Regions from separate parts of the Homo sapiens genome. Here all the other regions are linked to region 3. Evidence: chromatin loops called from intact Hi-C (ENCODE). Cell type or tissue: mammary epithelial cell. All regions are shown on one strand. Links, peaks and the distances in the headings refer to the core of each region. The heading gives the core; the rest is flanking DNA.

Region 1 (5,694 bases), core at 205-5,204, 180 kb after region 3:
ATGTACAGCTGGCATCTAATAAATGTTTTCATGAAAAAGATTTTCTAGCCAAGGTCCCTTTTTTGGCAAGCATCTGGTGTCAGTCTTCCTAAGATTCAGATATGTGGTCCAGGAGGTTACCCCCACTGGGAAGGCTGATGTGGGAAGAATCATACCTGGGTGTTGCGTGTTCTGCCGAGAGTGGGGTCCTGAGGTCTCCATGGTTCTGAATGCATTCCAGAGATTGGTTGAAGAGGGGCCTGTACCTCCCAACCCCAGCTTGTGTAGGAAAGCCCTACATAAGGGCTCAGCCCTCAGTCACTGTGGGGTAGGTAGCTGTTTAATAACACACACCATATACCTCCCACAAACCTGGAGGCTCCACAGGACCTGAAAAGCTTTTCATTTTATTGATCATGAATCTGAGGGCAAAAGACCTTTGTTTTCATTACAATACTGAGCACTAGACTTCTATTCTTCTGCCACAGAAGTGCATCCCTAGGATTTCTGGAGCTTCCTACCTGACCTAATTTCTGTCCACCCTCCTCTATTCCTTCCTTTGCTTTCTTCTCCCTTCCTCCTCGCACTACCTCTGTCCTCTCTCACTGGCCAAATGCAATTCTTGGATCTTAGATTTCGCTGATAGTCTAGTTTTCTGTCTCCCACACTTTTCCTGCTTCTGTTGTGCTTCTTTTCCAGACCTGTCTAGTTCCCAACTCATCTGTCTCCCTTTCTCACGGTCAGCTTTATCCTGCCCTCTCCCTTCCCTACATACCTCCACCTTTTGTTCTGAGTCCAGTAAGTCCCTAAAGGAGATTATAACTCTTTAAGAATTGCCTCCTTTTTCAGTGTAGAGGTGGAACTAAACCCCAGAGTCCCAACTCCCAATCCCTTCTTTTACAATAATTTCACCCAACTTGATTTGCTTTCCCCCAGATCCCACGGCCTTGTACCCTTTTCCTCCCAGCGAGTTCCAATTAAAGGTGCAGCCACATTACAAATGACAATAAAGGAATCACCTTTGTCTTTCTACAAAGGTTGGAGCCACAGATCCGGTATGGTTGTGGGGTTTGTTGTTGGTAGTTGGGTTATAGTTTGGATTTTTTAGCAGCAGAGGGAGGGACATAGACAGTTGTCTACAGGGCCCAGAAGATAACCCCCTATTAGTAAACTGGCCCCTTCTCCCTCTGCAGGTCTCATGGGCATGGAAGAAGACCCCACCACCATCCCACACTCTGAGCTCCTCGTTGCCCCTAGCCACATAGCCCCCAATAATTCCCACCCTGAGGTGAGACAAATGCTGAATACCAGAGGAATCAAGCCACTCAGAATATGCTTATAGGGACAAAGTCTCCCACATCCCGTCCCCTGGATCCCCCTACAGCCCCCTGCTGTCCATCGCGGCCTCAACCCCTGCAGATGGCAGCCTGCACCACAAAAAGGCAACTTAGAGGTGTTTTTTTTTTTTTTCCTTCCAGTTCTTGGTTGTAATTGGATTCAGGCTAAAACAACCACGTCCCCAACCAGGAAAGGAGGGCACTGGGGCGGGGACGGAGGAGAGGCTGTGGGAGAAGGGAGGGACCAGAGGAGAGAGCGAGAGAGGGAACCAGACCCCAGTTCGCCGACTAAGCAGAAGAAAGATCAAAAACCGGAAAAGAGGAGAAGAGCAAACAGGCACTTTGAGGAACAATCCCCTTTAACTCCAAGCCGACAGCGGTCTAGGAATTCAAGTTCAGTGCCTACCGAAGACAAAGGCGCCCCGAGGGAGTGGCGGTGCGACCCCAGGGCGTGGGCCCGGCCGCGGAGCCCACACTGCCCGGCTGACCCGGTGGTCTCGGACCATGTCTCCCGCCCCAAGACCCCCCCGTTGTCTCCTGCTCCCCCTGCTCACGCTCGGCACCGCGCTCGCCTCCCTCGGCTCGGCCCAAAGCAGCAGCTTCAGCCCCGAAGTAAGTGAGCTTCCCGGCCCTTCCCGGAGTCGCGCCCGCCGGGAGGCGAGCCCGGGGGTCTCCTAGGGGACAGCCTCTATTCGGAGAGGAGGGCTTTTGGGATCTCCGCTGCTCAGGCCTGCAGGATTCCCCCTCCCTTTCTTTTTCCTCTTCGTCTCCAAACTTCCAGATCGATCCAACTTTTGCCCGCTTCCAACCAGCTGCCCCCACCCCCTGCGCCGCCGACTCTCCTTCCCATTCCTTCTTTTTTCCCAGTCCTTGGAAGAACTTTACAACTGGGGCGAACTCCCCCTTCCCCGATTCCCTTGGGCTCTGCTCTCAGCTCTGGAACCGCCTGATAAACATTTGGACTCCGCTCAAACCCCGCGCTGTCCCGGCTCCTCGTCATGCGCGAGAGTTTGTTGTTTCTTCGACTTCCCAGCTCTCCAGCGCTCTCCCGCCGGCGCGCCCTCCGATGGGCGCTTCGGCCTCCCCGGGTGGCCCAGGCCTTCAGCGGACGAGTCTGCGGCCAGGTGGGGGTCGAGGGTGGACGGCCGAGCGTCCAGGGCCACAGCCCCCGTCTCCCCGAGAGGACCCCGCTGTGTCCCTACCCGCATCCCTGGCGTCGAGGGTCGCAGCGCCGGCGCGCTGGCCGCGTTTCCGTACACACAAAGCTCTCCTTGTGAGCCGGGCGATCGGCCGGGTCGCTGCCTCCCCCTATCCCCACCCGCGTCGGCGCCTTCAGGCCCTTTTTGTTGTTAATAGTTTTTCTGTGTTAATTGCAGGGAGCCTGGGGGCGTCGCTTGGGGAATGGGGAGAGGGTCTGGTCCGGGGTGCCCTCACGTCGGGGCTGGCTCGGGCGCCCCCCACCCTCACCCCGGCCCAGACGGTGGCCCACCGGGCCCCAGAGGAAGCTGCGTGGGAGTTGTCTGAGGAGGTTTTTCCTCTCTCTCTCTTATTTTGGGGTGAAGGTGGGAGACGGATTTAATGAGCTTCTTATTTTGGGCCATCTCAACCCACTCAGCCTGGCAAGGGCCTGGGTGCGGTTGGGAGGGGCCAGGAAGGGCCCTAGAAGGGGGATGGGATATGGGTTTGGCTTCTCCTCCTTGGTCCCACCCCGGAGAAAACTCTTTGGAAAGAATACTGTCTTCTCTCTGCGTCCCTGAAAGGGTCTGGGGCCGACTGGAAAAGTATGGCCCCAGGAATCGGGGTGGAAGACGAAACGTGGAGTGCTCAGAGACCAGGGAGAGTAAAAACCTGCCCTGGTGCTGGAGGCTGAGCCTGACTGTCCGGGAGGAGTCGTCCTCTTCCCAGGCCTAGAGTCCTCTGAGACCTGAAAGGGAGCGCCCCTAACAAAACGAGCCTGAGCATCTGGGGAGCTGCCGACCGCCAACTTCACTGCCTTACCTTTTTTCCCTCCCCTGCTTTGCTGGGTCCCCCAGGGGAGGGGCGGCTGCCCTGGCTCCGTTTTAATTGGGTCATGGGCGGTCCCAGTGCCAGAACCACCATTTGCTTCTGGGCCCAGGAAGGGAGGGAGGAGCAGCCCCAGAGGCTAGGATCCAGGGCCTACTGCAGAGCTGGAGGTCCCCCCACCCTCCCCTGGACCCCTAAGCCAAGGTGGGAGGTGTTCCGTTGACTTTCTCCTAGGGGATACCTTGCATCTCTCTCATTCGCAAAGACAAAGCCAGCCGACTGGGTTCTTTGACCCAACATAGTTGCTTTTTTCTCCAGGCCAATGTGGAGGGAAAGCTGGGGTGGTGCAGGCCTCATGCAGCTGGGTCCCTCCTACCAGGCCTCCAGAGTCCTGCACCAGCTCCAGGACAGCCCTCTCCTCCCCATGGCCTGTCTGGCGCTGGGCCCTTCCTCCCACCCAGCCGCAGACACAAGAGTCCTCTCTTCTGTGGTTTCGACCTCATAGTCTCTGTGAGGAGAGAAACTTGCCTAGGCCTGGGGGGAGGAGAGGGATGGGGGCACTTCCTTTCCAGGCCTTGCGGCTCTCTTGACTCCAGGGAAGTCCTTCATTTGACTGAGCCTTCATTTTTCTCCCGAGGGTATGGGGTGGAGGTTGTAGGTGTGAATATTTAGACCCCCCTAGCTTCTTGAACGACTCCAGAGGGGATTTCCCCCAGAGCTCCTGGATGTGGATTCTCCCCATCTCTTCTGTCCCGTCTTCCTTCTGTCGTTCTGTCTTCTCCCCATCTTCCTTCTGTCGTTCTGCTCTAGGCAAATTCTCTCAGCTTTGCTCTCTGAGGGTTGACGGGGCCTGGCCTCAGTCCTCCTGCCTTCCAGCGTCAGTAGACCAGTCCCATCCTTCCCCAAGTCCTGAAGCAGCTGCTCCTCAACCAAGGGTCATAAGCCCGGGGTGTGTTTATCCTGCAGGTATGCTAGGGGCAAAAGACATTTCCTGCATAGTTAGGCACAGGCCACAGCAGGCCTCCCCAGGCACTGGCTGTGGCATCAGCCAGAACAGGTCAGGGCAAGCCTGCAGCTCCCTGAGAGCAGCCCCGGACTGGTGTGGACTGCTTGGCTCCCTCTGGTATACCAAAGGTTAAATGTCACTCCTTCCTCTACCCCTGAGGAGGGGCTCTCAGAGCCTCAGAGCTAGGTGGTGCTAGGGTTGTTCTAGCCAAGACTGTTGGCTGGGAAAAGGCTGGGTTGTTTACATCTCGGGTTCTAGCTCGCATCAGCCTTGGGGGGGGATCACTTCCCAGAACCATGTTGCAATTCTTGCCCCTGTGGGCTCAGGTCCCCAGTCAGCTGCTCTTGAGTCACCCCCAGTCCCCATGCAAGACTACTGCCCCATCACCAGGACCTGAGCCCAGAGGTGAAGGACCATGTGGCAATCCAATCCTGATGACCTTGGCTAGGAGATACAGCACCCAACAGCAGCCTCCCCCATCTCCCCTCCAAGATCCCATCCTGGGCAACCTACAGCCGCTTCCTGAACTCCCTAAGAAAGCAAAGCTGGAGCAGGGACTAGAGCTATCTGGGTGGTGTCTTCTCCCCATAAAAGAATCCAAGCATCTTCATATTTCATATATAACTTGGCTTGTTTTACTTTTTTTTTTTTTTTTTTTTTTTTGAGACAGAGTCTCGCTCTGTCACCCAGGCTGAGTGCAGTGGCGGGATCTTGGCTAACTGCAACCTTGGCCTCCCAGGTTCAGCAATTCTCCTACCACAGCTTCCTGAGTAGCTGGGATTACAGGTGCCCACCACCACGTGCAGCTAATTTTTGTATTTTTAGTAGAGACAGGGTTTCACCCTGTTGGCTAGGCTGGTCTCGAACTCCTGACCTCAGGTGATCTGCCCGCCTTGGCCTCCCAAACTGTCGGGATTACAGGCGTCAGCCACCACGCCCAGCCTGGCTTGTTTTACTTTGAGGCTTTAAGAAAATACTCCATTGTTCTTACAATAAAGGCTGACTTTCTCCTCAACAGGGCTTTGCAGTGTGTGTACCTTTTAATCAAACACCAAAAACCTAACATTAATTTAATTTAAGGCAATATGCCAGCCTTTATATTATGACCAATTCACAACATACCTGAAATAAAATACAGTCACCAAGTCTCCTCCTCCACCCCTATGTCCCACTTCCTCTGTTGAGAATCTTTTTTTTTTTTTTGAGACGGAGTCTTGCTTTGTCTCCCAGGCTGGAGTGCAGTGGCGCAATCTCAGCTCGCTGCAAGCTCCGCCTCCTGCGTTCACACCATTCTTCTGCCTCAGCCTCCTGAGTAGCTGGGACTACAAGCGCCCGCCACCGTGCCCGGCTAATATTTTTTGTATTTTT
Region 2 (5,694 bases), core at 312-5,311, 55 kb after region 3:
AGTAATATCATCCTCTGCCACCCTGGATATGACGAACGTTATCACCGAGAATGTACACACAGGGTGTTTACGATATTGCGAGTAATATCAACTCCCCCCTAAATATTACAAACAATATCACAGGGGGGTGTACACCCCCAAAATCCACAGGGGAAGAGAATAATATTACTCCCAATATCGCAGGGGGAGTACAATCCCCCTGTGATATTGTACCTAATATCAAGGAAGAGAGAGGATGATATTACTTCCAGTGTCGCAGGGGGTGTATTGTTCCTAATATCCAAGAGGAGACAGGATAATATTATTCCCAATATCGCAAGAGGTGTGCATCCCCTCTGGGATATTGTTCCTAATATTCAGTGGGGGAGATGATATCACTCCCAATGTTGTAGACAGTGTACACCCCCTTTGTGATATTGTTCCTAATATCCTGGGAAAAAGAGAATGATGTTACTCCCAATATCGCAGAAAGTGTACACGCCCCCTGTGATATTATTCCTAATATTCGGGGGGGAGAGGATTATATTACTCCTAATATCGCAGGGGGTGTACGCCACCACTGTGATGCATTTCCTAATATCCAGGGAAGAAGAGAAGAATATTATTCCCAATGTTGCAGGGGGTGTATACCCACCCCATGATATTGTGCCTAATATCCAGAAGGAAACAAAATGATATTACTCCCAATATCGCAGGGGGTGTACACTTTTCCTGTGATATTCTTCCTAATATCACAAGGGTGAGAAAAGGAAAAGTCCCAATACTGCAGGGGGTGTACACCCCCACCGTGATATTGTTCCTAATATTCATGGGGGGAGAGGATGATATTACTTCCAATATCGCTAGGGGTGTACACCCCCACGTTATATTTCCCGAATATCCAAAGGGGGAGAGGATGATATTACTCCAAATATCGCAGAGGGTGTAGACCCCTTCTGTAACATTGTTGCTAATATCCAAAAAGGGAAGGGATGATATTACTCTCAATATCGCACAGGTCATACACCTCTTCTGTGATACTGTTCGTCATATCCACAGTTGAAAATAATGATATTATGCCCAATTTCACAGGGGGGGTACAACCCCCAGGTGACAATGTTTCTAATATCCAGGTGGAGTGAGGATGATATTACTTCCAATATCGCAGGGGGTGTATGCACCTTCTTTCGTATTGTTCCTAATATCCAAAGTGAGAGAGGATAATATTACACCCAATATCACCGGGGCTGTACACCTCACTTGTGATATTGTTCCCAATATTTAGAGAGAGAGAGAGAGAGGATATTATGCCCAATATTACAGGGGGGTGAACCACTGTTCCTAATATTCAGGGACGCAGAGGATGATATTATTCCCAATGTCGCAGGGGGTGTACACCCCTTCTGTGATATTGTTTCTAATATCCAGGGGAAGAGAGCATAATATTTCTCCCAATATTGCAGGGGGTGTACACCCACCTTGTGCTATTGTTTTTAATATCCAGGACAGAAGAGGATACTATTAGTACAAATATCAGAGGGGGTGTAAAACCAGGGGTAAAGAGAATGATATTACTCCCAACATTGCAGGGAATGTACATTCACCTTGTGATATGGTTTCTCATATCTAGAGAGGGAGAGGATAATATTACTCTCAATATCGAAGGGGGTGTACACCCCTCCTGTGATGTTAATATCCAGGTTAGGGGAGGATAATATTACTCCCAGTAATGCAAGGGGTGTACACCCCTCCTGTGATATTTTTCCTAATATCCAGGGTGGCAGAGGTTGATATTACTTTCAATATTGCAGGGATGTACACATCCCTTGTAGTATTGTTCCTAATATCCAGAAGAAAAAAGATGACATTACTCCCAATATTGCAGCAGTTGTACACCCCCTTTGTGATATTGTTCTTAAAATATAGCAGGGAGAAAATGATATTACTCTCAATATCGCGGAGAGTATACAACTCCCCGTGATATTGTTCCTAATATCCAGGTTCGGAAAGGATGATATTACTTTCAGTATCTCAAGAGGTGTACACCTTGCCTGTGATATTGTTCCTAATTTCCATGGGCGAAGAGGATAATATTACTCGCAATATTGCAGGGAGTGTACAGCCCTCCTGTGATATTGTTCTGAATATCCAGAAAGGAAGAAAATGATATTACTTCCAATAACGCACGGGATGTACACCCCCACCTGTGATATTGTTTCTAATATGCGGAAGTGGAGAGGATTATATTACTCCCAATATCGAGATGTTGTACAACCTTTCTGTGATATTGTTCCTAATATCCAGGGGGGTAAAGGATAATATTACTCCTAAGATCACAGTTGGTATACACCTCTCTGTAAGGCTGTTTCTAATATCCAGGGAAGGAGAGGATGATATTACTCTTTTTTTTTTTTTTTTTTTTTTTGAGGCGGAGTCACGCTCTGTCACCCAGGCTGGAGTGCAGCGGCGCGATCTCGGCTCACTGCAAGCTCCGCCTCCCGGGTTCACGCCATTCTCCCGCCTCAGCCTCCCGAGCAGCTGGAACTACAGGCGCCCTCTACCGCGCCCGGCTAATTTTTGTATTTTTTTTTTTTTTTTTTAGTAGAGACGGGGTTTCACCGTGTTAGGCAGGATAGTCTCGATCTCCTGACCTCGTGATCCGCCCGCCTCGGCCTCCCAAAGTGCTGGGATAACAAGCGTGAGCCACCGCGCCCAGCCGTGATATTACTCTTAACATCGCAGGGGGTGTACACTTCCCCTGTGATATTGTTTCTAAATCCAGAGGGGAAGTGGATGATATTACTCCTAATATCGCACGGCGTGTACACCTTTCCCACCATGATATTGTTCCTAATATCCAGGGCGGGAGAGGATGATATTACTCCCACTATCGCAGGGGTTGCATACCCCCTCTGTGATATTGTTTTTAATATCCAGGGGGCAGAAGATGATATTACTCCCAATATTGCAGAGGGCGTACAAAGCCCCGCCCCGTGATATTCTTCCTAATATCCAGGAGGGGAGAGGATGAAATTACTCTTTATATTGCAGGAGGCATACACATCCGTGTGATAATGTTTTTAGTATCAGTTGGGGAGAAGATGATATTACTTTCAAAATCGTGGGGGTGTACACCCCCCGTTGTGATATCGTTTATAATATCCAGGAGGGGAGAGGATGATATTACTCCCAATATCGCAGGGGGTGTGCACCCTCCCTGTGATTTTATTCCTAATATTCAGGTGGGAAGAGGATGATATTACTCCCAATATCGCAGGTGGGGAAAACACCCCGCCTGTGATATTGTTCTTAATATCCATTAAGGGAGCAGATGATATTACTCCCAAAATTGCAGTGAGTGTACACCCACCCTGTAATATTGTTCCTAATATCCCGGGAGGGAGAGTATGTTGTTACTACCAATTTCGAAGGGGGCGTACACCCCCTCTGTGATACTGTTTTTAATATCCAAGGGGAAAGAGGATTATATTACTCCCAATATCGCAGGGGGTGTGCACTCCTATGTGATATTGTTCCTAATATCTAGCGGGGGTAGGGGATAATATTACTCCAAATATCGCAGGGAATGTACACGTTCTCTGGGATATTGTTTTTAATATTTGAGGATGGAGGATGATATTACTTCCAATATTGCAGGGAGTGTACACCCACCCTCTCATGTTTTTCCTAATATCCAGGGGAAAAACTATTACTCTTAATATCACAGGAGGCGTACACACCCCAGCCCCCGATATTGTTCCTAATACCCGGGGGGGCGGGGAGAAGATAATATTACTCCCAATATCAGAGAAAGTGTACATTCCTTCTGTGACATCGTTTCTAATATCCATGGAAGAAGATTATATTACTTTCAAATTTGCAGATGGTGTACACCCCTCCCCCCCGTGATATAGTTCCTAATATCCAGGAGGAGAGAAGATGATATTACTCTCAATACCTCAATATCGCAGGGAATGTAAACACCCCTGTGATATTGTTCCTACTACCCAGGAGGAGGGGATAAAATTATATTACTCCCAATATCGCAGGCGCTGTACACCCCACTGTAATATTTTTCCTAATATCCAGAGCGAGAGAGGATATTATTACTCCCAGTATGGCGGAAGGCGTACACCTTCCCTGTGATACTGTTCCTAATATCCAGGGGGAAAGAGTATGATATTACTCCCAATATTGTAGGAGGTGTACACACCCCAGTGATATTTTTCTCTAATATGCAGAAGGGGAGAGGGTGATATTACTCTCAATTTCGCAGGTGCTGTACACCCCCTGTGATATTGCTCGTAATTTCCAAAGAGGGAGATGATATTACTCCCAATAACATAAACACACTGTGTTGACAACTCCCTGCCATGTGGCTCGTAATGTGGGAGAAGGGGGTGACATTACCCCCATATGGTGGGGGTGGACACCCTCCCACCGTGTGGCTCATAACCTCCAGGGCAAATGGGGGGAGTGATATTACTCCCCATATGGTGGGGGTGGACACCCCCCTGCCATGTGGCTCATAACCTCCAGGGGGGTAGAGGGGGGTGATATCACTTCCCATATGGTGGGGGTGGACACCCTCCCACCATGTGGCTCATAACCTCCAGGAGGGTAGATGGGCGTGATATCACTTCCCATGATGTGGGGGTGGACACCCTCCCACCATGTGGCTCGTAACCTCCAGGGCGAATGGGGGGAGTGATATTACTCCCCATATGGTGGGGATGGACTCCCCTTGCCATGTGGCTCGTAATATCCAGGGGGGAAGAAGGGGGTGATATTACTCCCCATATGGTGGAGGTGGACTCCCTCCCGCCATGTGGCTCGTAACCTCCAGGGTGAATGGGGTCAGTGATATTACTCCCCATATGGTGGGGGTGGACACCCCCCTGCCATGTGGCTCGTAACCTCCAGGTGGGGAGAGGGGGGTGATATTACTTTCCATATGGCAGGAGGTGGACATTATCATTATTAATTCATTTTTATATTATTATTAAGACTAATAAACATATTAAAGCAATGACTCAACAAATCTAGCTTTATATTATTTCACTTACCACTTCTATTTTTCCAAAACAACTTTTTAATTAAAATTATAAAATTAAATTAATAAAAAATATTGAATTAAATTATTTAATTAAATTAATAAAAAATTAATAGAAATTTTTTAAATTTTGTAGTTGCCTTTTTGAGAGTTTTTTTAGAATAGTTTTCTCTTTGGAGAATATAAAGTACACAGAATTTTCATACTCATAGTTTCTATCTTCTTATCATTCTTGTTTATATTATGCAATAATTTACCATGTAGATCTTCACTGCCTCTGTAAAGTATTGTTTGCATAATTCCATTGAGTTTTTCTGCTCAGCAATTATGTTTTTAAGCTATGATTTTTCTCACTTTTCTCAGTATTTTTTCTATAATTTCTAAATTAATTTTATATAATTTATATTAGTGCAATTATCGTTCAAATCACATTTTAAAATGTAAACATTAGGAAAGATTTTTCACAGCTTTGGGTTAGTTCTTTTCAGAGAAAGGTATTTGTTAAGATTTCACATATTAGGCTCTCTCTTTAAATTCCCAAATCAACCCACTTTCTCTGTTAGAAAAGGGTCTACAATTGCAAAGAATTTGGAAGTGATGTGGTTTTTGTCCGTCTTAATCTTGCACAAGCAACAGAAAATATTGAATGATTTTTCATCTGT
Region 3 (5,694 bases), core at 253-5,252:
TTTTACCATGTTGGCCAGGCTTGTCTTGAACTCCTGACCTCAGGTAATCCACTGGCCTCGGCCTCCCAAAGTGCTAGGATTATAAGCATGAGCCACCACACCCGGCCTGTTCTTTTTCTTTTTCTTTCTTTCTTTTTTTTTTTGAGACAGAGTCTCGCTCTTGTCACTCAGGCTAGAGTGCAGTGGCGGGATCTCAGCTCACTGCAAACTCTGCCTCCCAGGTTCAAACCATTCTCCTGTCTCAGCCTCCTGAGTAGCTGGGATTACAGGCACCTGCGACCACGCCCGGCTAATTTTTGCATTTTTAATAAAGACCAGTGGCCATGTTGGCCAAGCTGGTCTTAAACTCCTGACATCAGGTGACCCACCCACCTTGGCCTCCCAATGTGCTGGGATTACAGACGTGAGCCACCACGCCAGGCATTTAGGGCCCATTCTTGAGGCCCAGGGATGGAAACATATTAAGCTAGTCTTCACAGAACAATCAAAGTTGTTGACAACATCTTAAGTTAGCCAGTGCTAGCACTCAGAGAGAGGCCAGCCATCCCAGAAGGACAGGAAGTGGCCTAGAATTCACCCTTGGTTTTCTCATGCCTCCCTTCTTAGAAGGCTCTCCTGTTTAGAATGCCCCAACCCCCTGCAAAGTGCTGCAAAAAGTGCCCATGTCTTTATCAGCCCTACCCCACAGGCTACTTGATTTGTGACAGACTCCACTGGGCAAGAGGCATGTTGCCTTTTTAAACTGATCAAAAAACATTCATTCAGCACCTACTTTATGTCAAGCACTCTTCTGGGCACAAGGGCACAGCAATAAATAGGTCAAAGTCTCTGCCCTCAAGGAGTTTTCTTTCTAGTAGGGAAGACAAATACAAATATGTAAATAAAACATCAGGTAGTGCTATGAACAAAAGTAGAGCAAGGTAAGGGAAGAGAGAATAACAAGGAGGGGGGTCTTTTTAACAGAAGACAGGAAAAGTTCATCTATGGAGGTGACACTGAGCAAAGGCCACAGGGCTGGGGCCCCAGGCTCTGAGATGGGCGCTAGTGATGTGCTTGAAGAACAAGAAGGCCTCTATGGCTGGATCAAGCTCAATGAGCATGGGGGATAAAGAGGTGGAGGGGCAGAGGAGGAATTACCCTGCAGCTCCTGGCCCAGCATGGCCACACGGTGCACACGGCTCCTGCCCATAGCCATAACCCCAGTGGCCCCAGCCCTTGCCTGCCATATTTTCCTCAGGCCTTCAACAAGACTCATTAAACTTTATCTAAAGTTACTGTGTTCTGCAGCTGGGGGAAAAGGGCAAACTTCCACTCCTTAAGTTAGAGCAATCAACAGCCAAGGGATTTGGAAGTGGCTGGGGCCTTGTTATCTTAAGGTTGTAATGAGCCTCGTGAGAATACCCACAACTTCGCTCCAGAGAGGGGGAGCTTCCCTCAGCAGATCCATACTCGGGATTCCAAGTTTCAAAATTCCGTAGAAACTGGGAAGCAATCCAAATACACCAGGCCTGCACTAGATGCACAGAGTCACAAAGTCTCCCCAGAATGGCTTGTACCAAGGCTTTGTCGGGGATGTTGCTCTAATAATCCAGCAGGCTCCCTGGGGCTGCCTGTGGCTGCGCTTGATGAATCTCATTATCCACAGTTACACTTTTACCTCAAGAGGAAAGGACATGGGATGATTCACTAGCTGCTACCTCACCAACACAACCCAAAAGCAAGGGTCAGAGTCCTCTCATCTAAGAATTTAATATTTTCTGGGGCTAGAGAAGCAGGAAGCTCCTGGGAGCCTGGAAACCCCCTCCAGCTGGGTGACCAGGAAAATCCAAGAGTAAGTAACTGCTTCTCAGCCCTGAGGTAAGTTGGGGCCTGTTTAAGGTAGCTGAGCTATTGGAAAATAAGGAGCGTGTGGGGCATATCAAAGAGGATACAATATAATCATGCTAATAAATAATAATACCTTGGAATGGTGGCTCACACTTGTAATCTCAGCTACTTAGGAGGCTGAAGCAGGCAGATCACCTGAGCACAGGAGTTTGAGGCCAGCCTGGGCAACAAAGAAAGACTCCATCTCTAAAAATAAAAACAAAAACCAAAAAGAAAAATAATAATAGTCAACACTTACTGAACACTTACTGTGTACCATTCCAAGCATTTTACATGTTATTTCAACCTCCAAGCAAACTCTAGGAGCTAGGTGGTGCTATTGTAATACCCAGTCCACCAAGAAGGAAGCTGAGGCACAGAGACATTAAGGTACTTGCTTCCAAACTTACACAACTAATTAATGGGAGAGTCAGGATTTAGATTAAGGTCAGAATCCAGAAGTGGTATCCATAGGTGCTGTGCGTGTGGCACTCTGGAAACTATCCCATTGCCTAAATATCCTGGATATAGTCAGCAACAACTAATCTTTTGCACAAATTATTTTTCAATGGAAATGTGCCTGCCCCATGTCTTGAAGACTGCATCTCTTGGAAAAGCCCATGCTTTTATTTATTTATTTATTTATTTTGAGATAGAGTTTCACTCTTGTTGCCCACGCTGGAGGTCAATGACACAATCTCGGCTCACCGCAACCTTTACCTCCCGGGTTCAAGAGATTCTCCTGCCTCAGTCTCCCGAGTAGCTGGGATTACAGTCATGCACCACCACGGCTAATTTTTTGTATTTTTAGTAGAGACGGGGTTTCTCCATGTTGGTCAGGCTGGTCTCAAACTCCCGACCTCAGGTGATCCGCCCGCCTCAGCCTCCAAAAGTGCTGGGATTACAGGCGTGAGCCACCACGCCCAGCCAAGCCCATGCTTTTATAAGTGCCAGATTGGTGCGAACTCTGTTCCCAGAAGAATAAAGAGCTGGGCTCTGTAAACTCCAGAGTCCCTCCCTGCCTTGTGCTCAGAGTCCGATGGAATGGCTCTGGGTGAGATGCAAGGCAAAGACTAATTCACAGAGAGAACCTGTGGAGGCCAACAGGTCCACTGCAAACAGAACTTAATCTACATCCCCACATGGTACTGTCTGTTGTTTTCAGGGCAGCTGGACACTGTCCAGCTAACTCTATAGGGTCTTGTGAGTTGCAGCTGCCCTGGGTCTATCTGAGGAACCATTCTGCTGCCTCCTCTCTCCAATCAAAGGAATAGCCACCCTCCATAGGTGGCCTCCACCATCCTAGACAGAGAGCACCTATGGAGCTCTTAAGCACAATCAAGGACAAGAAGATGCATGGTCTCCTACGGAAGGACATTCCTTATTACATCTAAGCTAAGTATTTCCTGCCACCTCCAACCCCTCCAGCATCTCTGCTCTCCCTAAGGAAAAACAACAGAGGGCAATGACTGTTTGCTTATAACCCAATCAGTCATGGCAGACCCTCTGCCTTCTCTTAACATTTTTGTAACATTTTTTCTTCTTTTTTTAATAGTTAAATGGATCATTTATCCTACAGTGACAAACTGTAACCAAAACAAATTGTGAGGCTCTAGACTCCTGACAGCACCAAAAAATCAAATTGCATTTTTGTAGCATTTCTTGATGTCCTTTGTAATTATAGAAATCTAATTTTTTCCAGCTTTTAATTGCAAAATATTCAGATGTACAGAAAATCTTTAAAAATAGTACAAGGAACAACGAAGACCCATCACCTAATTTCATTTTAAAACTTTAAGTAAGCTAAGGATGGGGCACAGTGGCTCACACCTGTAGTCCCGGCATTTTGGGAGGCTGAAGCAGGAGGATCTCTCAAGCCTAGGAGTTCGAGACCAGCTTGGACAATATAATGAGACCTTGTCTCTACAAAAAAATACAAGAATTAGCTCATGCCTATAGTCCCAGCTACTAAGGAGGCTGAGGTGGGGGTAGGAGGATCTGCTTGAGCCAGGGAGATCAAGGTGCAGAGAGCCATGATCATGCCACTGCATTCCAGCCTGGGCAACAGAGACTCTGTCTCAAAAATAAATAAATAAAACTATTAGTAAGCTAAGGATAGGAGGAAATTTCAAACATTCATAAGAAGCCTAATTAATAATTATATTCAATGTTGAAATATTAAAATAATTCTAACTACAAAATCAGAAAAATATAAGCTCCATATTTTTTCATTTCATCTTGGTTAGAAACTGTAATTGAAGAGAAAAGCTATAAGCCTTAGTTAACAAACAACATTTGGCCTGTGCAGTGGCTCACATCTGTAATCCCAGCACTTTGGGAGGCCGAGGCGGGTGGATCACCTGAGATCAGGAGTTCGAGACCAGCCTAGCCAACATGGTGAAACCCCGTCTCTACTAAAAATACCAAAATTAGCCGGGCGTGGTGGCAGGTGTCTGTAATTCCCAGCTACACGGGAGGCTGAAGCAGGAGAATGGCTTGAACCCTGGAGGTGGAGGTTGCAGTGAGCTGACATTGGGCCACTGTGCTCCAGCCTGGATGACAAGAGCAAGACTCCATCTCAAAAAACAAAAACAAAAACAAAAAATAGATCCCATTATGTATGAGACTCAATATTAGTTTATTAGGTTGGGAAGTCCAAGATCAAGGTGCTAGCAGCGTTCGTGTCTGGTGAGGGCCCAGTCTCTGCTTCCAAGATGGCATCTTAAAAGGCTGTGTTCTCACATGGCGGAAGGGATGAAAGAGCAAAAAGGGACTAGCTAGTTCCCTCCAGCCCTTTTATAAGGTTGCTAATTCCATTCATGAGGGCTCTGTTCTCATTATTTAATCACCTCCTAAAGGCCTTACCTCTTAATACTGTAGCACTGGGGATTGAGTTTCAGCTTGAATTTTGGAGGGGACACAAATATTCAAACCATAGCACAGGGTTACAACTATCCTTGGGACTATTAAAAAATATTTTAATATTGTAGGAAAGCTCTTTGACCTTTTAGTTGGCTGATTTAGACAAATGCTCAATTCTTTAAGCACAGTATACAAAATAAAACATAGATTTAAATTTTTGAGTAACTGACATGTAAATGTTTTTGCTGACTGTCCTTATCTACCTAATAATATGAAATGATTGGTTTAGGACTTTCCTTTCTAAAAGCATCTATGTCAGTCCCCTTTCTTTCAAGGCATATTGTTTAATTTTTTTTCTTTTTTTTTTTTTTTTTTTTGAGATGGAGTCTTGCTCTTTGTCGCCCAGGCTGGAGTACAGTGACGCGATCTCGGCTCACTGCAACCTCCACCTCCCGGGTTCAAGTGATTCTCCTGCCTCAGCCTCCCGAGTAACTGGGATTACAGGCACCTGCCACCACGCCTGGCTAATTTTTGTATTTTTAGTAGAGACGAGGTTTCACCATGTTGGCTAGGCTGATCTCGAACTCCAAAGTGCTGAGATTACAGGTGTGAGCCACCGCACGTGGCCCATAATGGGATCCATTGTGGATCCTCCATTCTACTCTACCAATTTACTTGCTATTTTCATGTCAATACCATCCTGATTTGCTATGTAGTTTTTGATATGTGGCAAGCATGTCATTGCTATTTGTTAATTTTTCCCCACACACACACACACACATGCACACACACACACAAAATCCTTGACTACTTTGAAGCACTTATCTTTTATTTAAACTGTGTTTGTTCTATACATACACACACATACACACACATACACACACACACAGGTTACTATTCTAATTGTAATTGCATTAGATTTAATTTTGAAGGAATCAGTTTTTTAATATGAAGACTTCCCAAGAA

What was found. Hi-C counts contacts between places; a loop is a spot of excess contacts. Peaks named below come from ENCODE experiments on the same cell type or tissue, not always from the same donor. Only the 100,000 strongest peaks of a DNase experiment are listed, where the experiment ranks them.
Region 1: it touches region 3 in a loop (7-fold over the local background); 8 of 110 quality-filtered maps call a loop at or near these places.
Region 2: it touches region 3 in a loop (7-fold over the local background); 13 of 110 quality-filtered maps call a loop at or near these places.

Annotation. Positions count from the first base shown.
Region 1 is chr14:22,834,998-22,840,691 of GRCh38, forward strand. It overlaps MMP14 (matrix metallopeptidase 14), which reads left to right and starts at 1,588. Exons shown (of 10, transcript NM_004995.4): 1 at 1,588-1,928. The coding sequence starts at 1,821. It overlaps MRPL52 (mitochondrial ribosomal protein L52), which reads left to right. Exons shown (of 5, transcript NM_180982.3): 5 at 1-40. RefSeq lists a silencer at 1,246-1,462. In mammary epithelial cell, for the core only: CTCF peaks have their summits at 1,385 (motif pointing left) and 3,173; DNase peaks (open chromatin) are centred at 1,524, 3,214, 3,814 and 4,314; H3K4me3 peaks cover 3,587 bases; H3K27ac peaks cover 4,296 bases.
Region 2 is chr14:22,710,798-22,716,491 of GRCh38, forward strand. All of the region lies in intron 2 of OXA1L-DT (OXA1L divergent transcript), which reads right to left. Among named protein-coding and RNA genes, the nearest start is that of OXA1L-DT, 53 kb to the right of the region's middle. In mammary epithelial cell, for the core only: a CTCF peak has its summit at 2,525; no DNase peak of the experiment used is centred there; H3K4me3 peaks cover 849 bases; H3K27ac peaks cover 343 bases.
Region 3 is chr14:22,655,877-22,661,570 of GRCh38, forward strand. No RefSeq gene overlaps it. Among named protein-coding and RNA genes, the nearest start is that of OR6J1, 14 kb to the left of the region's middle. In mammary epithelial cell, for the core only: a CTCF peak has its summit at 2,202; no DNase peak of the experiment used is centred there.